3 separate regions of the Homo sapiens genome follow, and regions 1 and 2 are each linked to region 3. Evidence: chromatin contacts called from ENCODE Hi-C or POLR2A ChIA-PET data. All regions are on one chromosome and are shown on one strand. The core of a region is the stretch at or near the end of the contact, and the rest is flanking DNA. Distances in the headings are between cores, read along the strand shown.

Region 1 (3,379 bases), core at 5-2,504, 190 kb after region 3:
CCACATGCTGGTGGATCTCGCTTCCTATGCTCTTCCCTAGATCAGGCCTTCCCTCCATTCCCTCTACCACTGCCGTGCCTTGAGGCTCATCCTCTCTCACATGGATCCCCCGCCCCTACAGCCTCCCCACTGCCCTCCTGACCTACAGCCTCTCCTGTCCATTTCCCATACCATGGCTAAGGACACTTAAAACCCACCTGACCAGCCATTTCCCTACTAAAGCTCTCCCAAGACCCGGCTCCCCCCCAATATCTCAAGAGTGGCACTCCCAAACCTCTCTCAGTTCAAGCACCCGCGCCTCTCACTTCAGCCTCATTTTCCACAGTTGCCTGGGCTCCAGCCACTCCAGGGCCCCCAGCCCTGCCCCAAACATGCTGGCTTTTCTAACACTTTATGCCTATCTTTCTGCTTTGCCCTCACACCTTCCATCTGCAAAATTCCTATTCATTAATGGGCAAACCATTCTGGAATGCTTTCTATGTGCCAGACACTACCTAGGCTCTTTTTATACCTTATCTCATTTACTTCTCAAAGTACCTCACAAAAATAATAATTATTATTCCCATTTTACAGATATGGAAACTGAGGCTCAAGAGAGGCAGGGCAAGAACTGGACTCCTAGTCTATCTGATTCCAAACCTGCTGTGCACCAACCTCTCTGGGAAGTGCACCAGCGCCCCCACTCCCCCAGCCCAGGGCAGAGTCTTCTCTACTCTGTGGTTCCATAGCCCCCTGGTTTCTCGCTTGTCCCGGCCGTTGTCACCAGTGACTGTGTGCGGCTGTCTCTGCTGCCCCCCAGCGTGAGCATCCCAAGGGCAGAACCTGGGCTGATCTGGCTGGGTCCCCAGCACCCAGCAGGGTATAGGTGCTCTGTGAGGTTTCTTAATAAAGAGATGGAAAGCCAGAAGCAGTTTGGGTGGTTGAGATACCCAGCCCTAACCTAACTAATCCTGATACCAGTGACCAAAAGCGGGACCTTCGCATCTTTGCTGCCAAAAGACAGCCCCTCCTAAAGAGTAAAGGCCCGACCCCCTGCACGCCCTCTGCCTGCACCGCACGTGCTTGGTTTTCCCCGCCCGGGTACTGGCCGCCGGGCCGTACCAATCTCCGCGGGGGAGCGCCCGGGGTCGGACTGAGGGAGCGAGGGGAATAACCGGGCGCGCCCCTTGGAAGCAGGGCTCAGAGCTGCTCTCCTCTCACGCATTCCCCGGATCCGCGCGGAGCAGGCTGCTGGCCAGCCCCGGGCCCGCGCCAAGCAGAGCCTCAGGTGCGGTTCCCCCACAAGCAAGTGGCGCGGGCGGCGGCTTAGAACGGCCCGCCCCGCCCGCCGCGTCGGCGCCTGCCCCGTTGTGAGGTGATAAAGTGTTGCGCTCCGGGACGCCAGCGCCGCGGCTGCCGCCTCTGCTGGGGTCTAGGCTGTTTCTCTCGCGCCACCACTGGCCGCCGGCCGCAGCTCCAGGTGTCCTAGCCGCCCAGCCTCGACGCCGTCCCGGGACCCCTGTGCTCTGCGCGAAGCCCTGGCCCCGGGGGCCGGGGCATGGGCCAGGGGCGCGGGGTGAAGCGGCTTCCCGCGGGGCCGTGACTGGGCGGGCTTCAGCCATGAAGACCCTCATAGCCGCCTACTCCGGGGTCCTGCGCGGCGAGCGTCAGGCCGAGGCTGACCGGAGCCAGCGCTCTCACGGAGGACCTGCGCTGTCGCGCGAGGGGTCTGGGAGATGGGGTGAGTGCCACGGCGCAGGGGTTATGGACCTGCGAGAAGATTTTCTGGAAAGGGCCCTGTGGCAGGCTGGTGGGTACTGATGAGTCCACGTTCATTCTCCACTGTGGCACTCATCAATTTTTACGACCTCTGTTACATCGCTTTCCACCCGCCCCCCAGCTTGTTTCCCTCATCCGTGAGGTGGGAGCGGTACCACCCACCATTCTTAGTTATTAGGGATATTCGAGAACTCCTCCCCAGCCCCCACTGCGGCTGGTGACCCCTGGCACTTCCCTCCCCTCTCCCTTCACCAGGTAGAGCGAGCTTTGGCAGTGATAGACTGGATGGGCAGGATGGTATGGGTTTTGCCGTCTCCTGAGACAGCCACCAGACGGGGAACATGCCCGACTGGAACAGGTGTGTCTGCCCTGTCCTCTGTCCCACATCCATCCTCTCGCCCAGGCTCTGGAGCCCACATAGCAGCAACTCTTGAGCCTGGCATGCTTAGAAGGCAGCGGAGAGGACCCTGCATGTCCTCCAAGGTAGAACTGAGGTCCTCAGTGAATCGCGCAGAGTTGAAATCAACCCCCGCCCCGCACCCCCCGCAGCTTTTCCCAAGCGAGGAATAGCAACTCTTCCAACCCCCACCTCCCTTACCTAGAGCTGGAGAAACTGAAGTGGGAGGAAGCATGCCTAAGTTTTCCTTAGCTGATGCCTTGACCCCTGGATTCAAGTACAAATCCGGTAGACCCTGGGAAGTCATCACAGCTGTCCTGGTCTGCGTGTGTGTCTTGCATGAAGCCCCTCTCCCTCTTTCTAAGTCTGTATTCTGTTTGCTGAGCCTCTCTGACATGGATTTTTCTTTAGTAACTAACGGTCGCCTACACCGCCCACCTTTGTTACAAAAATAAAGCTTGCTAATTATGGAATTTTTGAAAATATAGACAAATGAAAAAAATTTCTGGTAAATCGACTATCCAAAGATACCTTCCTATTAGCATTTTAGTATATCTCTTGATCATTTTCTTTATACACATTGCATAGATACAATTGAGGACATGCTGTAGATATAGTTATGAATCTTGTTTTCTCCCCCTTAATGTAACATCGAGGTTTCCCTTCTGTTAATCAGAATCACTTACAATGTCCTAGTGGTTGCAATAACCCACCCTGCAGCTGTACCACACTTTAACTGTGACCTAGGCATTGGCATTGCTTCTTGTGTGATTATCGCTGTGGTTATCTGCCCCTCTTGGTGTGGGTGCTGCTCGTAGCCCTTGAAGAGGAACCCAGCTGCTGCCCTGTCTCGGGGGCGAGCAGCTTGAGCTGCCCCATGTATCCAGCCAGTAGCCTCTGACAGCCCCTTCTCTCACTTGAGTCCTTTTCTGTTCCCTGTGTCCTTTGATGTCCTTAGGGACATCAATGGATGAATGGACTTGCCCTTGTTCATGCTGTTAAAAATGTTTTTGCACTGGGCAGTGGGATAGGGATGTTCTCTGTGGTAGTGCTTCCTGGAGACCCCATTCCGTCGGCTCTGCCATCCACAGGCTGGGAGCTGTGTCTTCCAGGAGGCAGTGACCCTGGCTGTCATGTTTTTGACTTAGAGTTTGTTCCTTAGGAGAACTTGTACTCTAGCGAATGGTTTTAACCAAGCCACTTAATATCATGTCAGGAACATTT
Region 2 (3,560 bases), core at 21-2,520, 210 kb after region 3:
GCCCTTGGGGTGTCTATTGCATCCTGATAGACTTTGTCACTTTCTGCCATGGGGCCATGGGCAGACTTTCTCAAGCCTGCTGAGCCTCATCTGCAAAATGGAGCTGTCTGTATGATGAAAAGTAATCAGTTCTGATTGGGTGGGAGTGATGATAGACTGTTCTTTCTGCTTTCTCTCTCACCTCAGGGGCCAGGCTCCAGTGTTCTCTGTTGCCACTGTGGCCTGGTCCTCTGGAAGTCTCCAGGAGGCCAGTAGCCCCATCCACTTAGAACAGGATGACCTGATGATTGTTGGTCAGACCTGGGACAGGCAGGTGTCCTTTGCTATCTGATCTCCACCCTTCCAAAAGAACCAAACAAACCCCTGTGTCCTTCTCACATCTCTGTTCCAAGAAGTCAGCTGGGAGTTGGAGCCTTAGGGCACATACAACCTGGCCCTGTGAGGGCTCCCTGGGGCACTAGGACAAAAGCCAAACTGGGCCCGAGGCAGGCTGGGGTGTTGAGCCTCAACCCGGGGCTTAGGCTGATCAACCCGGGGCTTAGGCTGAGCCTGCCTCTCTCCCTCTGGGCCTCAATCTCCCCTTCACTTGGCCTTGGTGATCTGACATCAGGTCTGACACTCTATGGGGGTGTGTGTGACCCTCCTGTCCCACCCCCTTTTCCTGGCCTCTTGCCAGTAATCATGTAATGAAGATCTGCCGCTGTACCCACCCGCCCACCTACTCCCTTCCTGGTGGGACTCTGGTCTTTGCTGCCAGAACAGCTCATCTGGCCCAGAGTGTATCCCTTCTGTTGGCACAGGTGGGGTTCTTGTGTTAGCAACAGCCACCGAGACCACCAGCCACCTGGAAGAGGAGCAGACAGTGCCCCACATCACCTCTCCCCAAAGTGTAGGCAGAATCCTTGGAGAGGAGACTAGGAAACACTCTCTCTAAGCTTAGAATCACCTGTCCATCTGCCTCATTTCACTGATAGGCTTACTGAGGCACAGAGAGGAGGGACTATCCCAAGGTCACAAAGCTTAAGTAGTAGCAGGACTAGTGTAGGAACCAGGGCTGTCTGCTTTGGGGCCCATGGTCTTACTCCTGTGTTACTTTCACCATCACCATGCCGTGCTGTGTAAACTTAAGCAAGCCTTTGCTCTTCTGTGGGTCTGAATTTTTTCCTCTATGCACTGCTGTGGTGGGACAAGCCTATCTGAGCACCTTGCCTCTCCTGGGAGGGAGGGTATAAAGAGTGACTTGATAGGAATGTGTCCCAGACTGACATTAGCGAGCAGGCCGGGCCTGGGCATCGTGTTGGGCTGGGACTTTGCCACGGGAAACAGGCAGCAAGAGGACACAAGAGCAGGCATGTCAACAGAACCTTCATTGGCGGTATCCTTCCCCTCCTTCCAGAACGGACATTCTCTCCAGCCCTGGGGGAGGGGAGTGTGACATGAAAACAGATCAGAGCTGGTCAGATGCCTACATTCTTCTGGGTCCTACAGCAAGGGCATTGACTTGCACTGTGTCCCAAGGCACCTCATTCAACCAAATGTCCCATCAGAGCCTTGGGGAGGGAGGAAATGATTTAAAGAGCCACCTGGGGCCCACTGGGTGACACATCTTCATCCAGCAGCCCAGGGAAAAGTGCAGCGACTGGCCTGCTCCAGATGTGCAGGATAATTTGCTGTGACCTCCACAGGGGAATTGCAGCTCCCTTTTCTAGGCCTCAGCTTCCCCCCGTCATCCAAGGAATGGCTTAGACCTTTCAGGGCTCTGCCAGCCCATGCAGTGCTGTGGGTTCCTGGTTATCGGCCCAGTGGGAAGGTCGGGGGAGCCATAGGAAGGGGACAAAAAGATGCTGCACGGCGTGATGGTCACCTGCCAGGGTAACTATCCCAGGCCTGGCCATCAGCTCAGGAGCAAGTTTCCAAGTTTCCCACCTGGTATTGGCTGCCCCAGCTCTTCCCTCAATGCCTGCCTGCCTTTTTCATCAAAACTAGCACAAGGAACTTTTTAATTCCAGCTTCACTGAGAGCTAACTTGGTGGGCAGACCTGCTTGTTAGGCAAAACATTGGAACAGCAATCTTAACAGAGCTCATGTAAACGAGATTTTGAGATCTGCTCGCTGCCCCGAGCCCCACTAGCTATGGATTAGACTGCTGCTGTTTCCCATTTATTTGGGGAGTAGCTGAGAGTTGGTTTGGTTTTTGAGCAACTTTAATCTGTTTGCCAAGGGCAAAGCGGGAGAAAGAGCATCAGTGCCCCAAGCAGTGGGGATGAGAGTGAGGGAGTCTTGCTCACATTTGCACAGACTGGCAGCGTCAGAGCTGGGAGTGGTGCCAGCCAGCCTTTTCCATCCCCTCTGTCACCTGAAGATTTGCATTTCAATTTTCCAAGGCCAGCCACCAGCACCCTCTCCCCCAGAGCTGCACACAAGTCCTTCAGCTCTGCCAGGAGGCTCCCAAATCTGGAGTCACAGAAAACCTGGGCTCTTGACATTCTGCTGGTGGCCAGTGACTCTGCTTCCAGCTGGCACCAGTGCAGGGAAGGGGCACTTTGCAGCACTCAGGTGGGAGTGTCATTGATGTCACCTCTTTTGAGGCAGGGCAGCCAAAAAGACCAACGTGTTCATTCCTTGTTATCCAGGAATTGTATTTCTAGAAGTTTGTTTCACAAAAGCAATCAGATATGTGGACAAAGATAAGGTATTTATTGAAGCATTACTTCTAAGAGGGAAATTTTGGAAGCTTTTAAAATGTCCATCAATCAGGGTTTGAGTCAGTGCTGTTACATGCATGAGAGCTGTGCTGTAGAATACAAATGCAGCCACGAGAAGATATGGAACTGAGGGATTTTGATAAGGACAGATAGCTGTATGTTTGGTAGAAAATGATATAAAAATGATATCAACCCATATAACCTCAATTTTGTGGGTTTTGAAAAAGAGCATGTATATTTTTGAGTAGAAAAAGGACTCAATGCGTCAGATGGTTTTATCTGGATGGAAATATTATGGATTTTTTAAATTTTCTTTTTGCTTTCCTATATTTTTAAAATTCTCTAGGAGTTTCTCTTCTTTTCCCTCTCCCCTCCCCTCCCCTCCCCTCCCCCTCCTCCGTTCCTCTCCCCTCTCCTCCGTTCCTCTGCCCTCTCCTCCGTTCCTCTCCCCTCTCCTCTCCTCTCCCTTCTCTCCTTTCTTCCTTTCCTTCTTTCCTTTCTTCTCACTCTGTCACTCAGGCTTGAGTGCAGTGGTGCAATCTCGGTTTACTGCAGCCTCTGCCTCCTGGGCTCAAGCCATCTTTCCACCTCAGCCTCCTGAGTAGCTGGGACCACAGGTGCGTGCCACCATGCCCAGTTAATTTCTGTATTTTTGTAGAGATAAGCGTTTCACCATGTTGCCCAGGCTGGTCTCAAACTCCTGAGCTGAAGCAATCCTCCCACCTTGGCCTCCCAAAGTGTTGGGATAACAGGCATGAGCCACCATGCCTGGCCCTATTATTTTTCTAATCAGAATAAAAATGATGTTTTTATGAGCAGAATACCCTTACTCATTGTCTCTCTCAGCCTCTTCCA
Region 3 (3,071 bases), core at 479-2,978:
CTTCAATATGTAACGACATTTTGCCCATTTTGTTCAACAGATTCTAAATCCATATTGCAGGGAAGCCGTTATGGTCTCTAACCCTGTTAACTCTTCATCCTTGATGTCTTCCCCAAGGTGACATTCCTTTCTAGTTTTCTTCTGACTCCTCTGCTGCTTTAGGGCAGCCTCCACTTGGGGGCTCCTTCTTTTGCCTGTCCCCTGAATGTGGGTGTTTCCCAGCGCTCTGACCTGACCCCATCCGTCTCTCGCTTTCCACACTCCTGCTGGGTAAACTCACCCTCTCTCATAGCCTTTTTACCTTCTGTGGGTTGGCGAGGCTCACATTTCAATGAGGTCTGCATCTCCGCCTTCAGCTCAGACCCTTTTCCCAGTCTCAGACCACCATGTCCAGAAGTCTGGACACCAAATTGAGTCCATCCTCCTGCCAAAACAAGCTGTTTCCTGGATTCCCATTAATCCACACAACAATAGAGATCTACTCATATTTATTAGATACCAATTTTTATGTAAGAAAAAAATGTAAGATTCTGGAACAAGCCAAAGAAATTACTGCTACATGAAAAAGATGGACAATAACAAGTGTTGGTAAGGATGTGGAGAAACTGGAACCCTCCTACACTGTGGGTGGGAATGTAAAACAGTGAAGCCCTGGCCCACCCAGAACCAGAATAAACGCCGTAGAGGATTTTTCCCCTTTTCCCCCCACTTCAAGAGATGGGCTCTTGAGCACAGTAGAATGATCAGAGCTCACTGCAGCCTTGAGCTCCTGGGTTCAAGCCTCAGCCTCCGAAATAGCTGGAACTACAGGCATGCACCACCACACCCAGCAGAGGATGTTGAACTGATGGCCCAAGGTGGAGAGGGAGTGAAAGTGCAGGTGCTTTGATGGATGAGGGATGGAGTGGCTTCCCTCCGGGAATGAAGGTGTGCAGAAAGGGCCACGCGCCTGCGGGCTGGGTTGCAGGGCCTCTGAGGGATGGGCTCAGATGTGGAAGCTATAGGAATGCCTGGGCAAACTGGGCAGAAATACCACAACCTGGGCAGGCTTTGGGAGGTCCCCAGCCAAGCCCTAGGGAGAGGGAGAGGGGCTGCCAGCCCCCCGGCTTGGGCTCAGGGAAGCCATAGTGATTCTTCTCAGGATGGCCTGAACCTCCTGGAATTGTGATAAGCCCCAAAGACAGGATGAGGCTCCAGGAAAATGACTAATATCAGATTTCCTGTCAACCGTGGCAACGAGAGAAGGGGGCTCCCAGTCTATTTAATTAGATTTACCAAAATAAAGACGTGGCATTTCTTACACCTGAGTGCCATGCTGTGATGCATAGACTGAATTACAAATTGTGAGATGGGTGAGGTAAGAGGGGGTGGCCATAGAGATAGTGAAAAGTGGGCAAATTTGCTATTTAGCAGGAAGGCCAGGCAGGTCTTACTGATAGTTTGGAAGCTGAGGGTCGGAGACTGGTACTGAAAAGGATTTCCCGGTTTCTGGCTGAGAACTGGGTCAACCCGAGTGCATTCCCACCCACTTCCTCTAGACCATCCATCCACTCAGCGGCACAGACTCCCGAAAGTGTCGCTCCAGTCCGAGTTGGCTCCTGTCCCTTGTCCACATAGACCGTCTCCCCGCTCCCCCAATATGGCACAAGGTGCCTAGGCCGTGTGGGGCGTCGGCAGGTATCACGGGTGGGGTCCATTGTGTGAGGACTAACATCGCGGCCTTTCCCCAGACCAGCCACCGGGGACTCCAGAGAGGCCTCGGCCCAGCTCCCGGAAAGGGTCTCCCAGCCAGGCCTTCTAGCGGCCCAAAGCGGGTAGGCAGAGCGCAGATACCGGGGCCTCTTTCGCCCACCCTCGCCAGGGCACTATCCTTCCCACCGGCCCGATCCCGCGTCCCGAGGTCTCGCGGGGCCAGGCTGCACGGGCGGCGGAGCCCGGAGCCCGGGGCGGGGCCGGAGATGAGCCTGCAGGCGGGGGGCTGTGCGAGTGCGCGGGGACGGGGGCTGCTGTTTCCGAGCCGAGAGCCCTGGTAGCGGGGCTCTGTGGGCGGAGACGCCCTCCCGAGCCTGGGCATCTTCGGAGTGGGACTCTCGGGTCGGAGTTCCGCCGCCGGCCCATCCAGTTTCAGCGGGTCGCCTTTGCCTCTGGGCCGGGTGGGGAGCCTCCCATTCCAGAGACCCCCCGACTCCCTGCCCCTCGCGGCGTAGGGGCGCCCTTTCTGCGGCGCCGCGGGGCCGTCCTCTCCCCTCCCCGGGCGGCTGCAGCAGGGGCGCGGGAGCCCGCGGACTGCGGGGTTGCGGTCGCCCCTGCTTTGTGAGTTCCCGCAGCTGGGAGGAAGAAGGAGAGGAGGGAGGAGGGAGAGGTGGGGAAGGGGACGCCGCGGGAGACTGGGAAGTGGCTGCCGCAGGGAGGAGCTAGGCCTCGAGTGAAGCCTGCTTGTAAGAAGGGCCAGGAGAGTCGGGTGCGCCCCCGCCCTCCCTGCCCCACCCCAAGATGGGGACCCAGAGCCCCTCCTCCCGCACTGGGCCTTCTTTCTGGGTAGTGGAGGGCTGGACTGGACTGAGCTGGGAAGGCCTGCAGCTCAGAGGCGCTGCTCTGTGCGTCAGGACCGGCTTGCAAATGAAGATGTTGAGGGGCTGGCTCTGGGCTCATAGCAGAAACTGCCAGATCTAGCGGCCACCCCTCAGTCCTCATCTGCGCCGGCCCTCCCAGCTTTCGACCCGGCCTCACTGTCTCCTGATTGAATCACTCCGGGCACCACAGTTCCCTGGTTCCTCCTTACAGCTCCGGGCCAGCCCCTCTGAACTTTTTCTGGGCGATTCTCTCTGACCTCTTAAGTCCGCAACGCTTGGAACAGGACCCACATCTCTTTCCATTCTGACACTCTCTGAGGGAGCGCAGCGTCCTTCATGTGGGGCTTGTGACCATCCTCCCCCCAGCCCCAGGGCAGCTGACTACCAGGCCCTGTTTCCAGACGTCTCTTCAGAGGTCAAGCCTTGGTAGCCAGTGGCCTGGACATCTGCCCCCGGGTGTCTCGGAGGCCCTCAGGGAAACCTTGTTCTGCTTCTCAG

What was found. A loop is a pair of places that touch in the nucleus more often than their neighbours do. ChIA-PET counts read pairs that join two places held with the same protein, here RNA polymerase II (POLR2A). Pooled maps may share reads with other maps.
Region 1: a map of Caco-2 shows a loop between it and region 3 (7-fold over the local background). The contact joins the promoter of DGAT2-DT here to the promoter of MAP6-AS1 in region 3. A Hi-C loop is called at or near these places in 4 of 168 maps with a recorded cell type or tissue (Caco-2, GM12878, HepG2 and 1 more), 6 of 37 single-sample maps with no recorded cell type and 10 of 50 pooled maps. POLR2A ChIA-PET finds 5 or more read pairs at or near these places in 9 of 52 experiments (Caco-2, H1, PC-9 and 6 more).
Region 2: a loop to region 3 is called in a map of posterior cingulate gyrus, with 2.1 times the contacts of the local background. The contact joins the enhancer-like site here to the promoter of MAP6-AS1 in region 3. A Hi-C loop is called at or near these places in 3 of 168 maps with a recorded cell type or tissue (PC-9, mammary epithelial cell and posterior cingulate gyrus) and 5 of 50 pooled maps. POLR2A ChIA-PET finds 5 or more read pairs at or near these places in 3 of 52 experiments (A549, Caco-2 and PC-9).

Annotation. Positions count from the first base shown.
Region 1 is chr11:75,767,393-75,770,771 of GRCh38, forward strand. DGAT2-DT (DGAT2 divergent transcript) reads right to left here and starts at 1,255. Exons shown (of 4, transcript NR_046090.1): 1 at 1,102-1,255. DGAT2 (diacylglycerol O-acyltransferase 2) reads left to right here and starts at 1,386. Exons shown (of 8, transcript NM_032564.5): 1 at 1,386-1,720. The coding sequence starts at 1,600. RefSeq lists an enhancer at 689-1,189 and silencers at 1,276-1,385, 1,466-1,705.
Region 2 is chr11:75,791,846-75,795,405 of GRCh38, forward strand. The region is part of intron 4 of DGAT2 (diacylglycerol O-acyltransferase 2); the gene reads left to right. Among named protein-coding and RNA genes, the nearest start is that of UVRAG-DT, 21 kb to the right of the region's middle. Within about 2 kb of position 1,271, at least 3 of the 41 ENCODE cell types and tissues checked have a DNase peak (open chromatin) inside an H3K27ac peak, as active enhancers do.
Region 3 is chr11:75,581,468-75,584,538 of GRCh38, forward strand. MAP6-AS1 (MAP6 antisense RNA 1) reads left to right here and starts at 1,729. Exons shown (of 2, transcript NR_145823.1): 1 at 1,729-1,814. RefSeq lists silencers at 1,747-1,856, 1,867-2,016 and an enhancer at 2,763-3,071.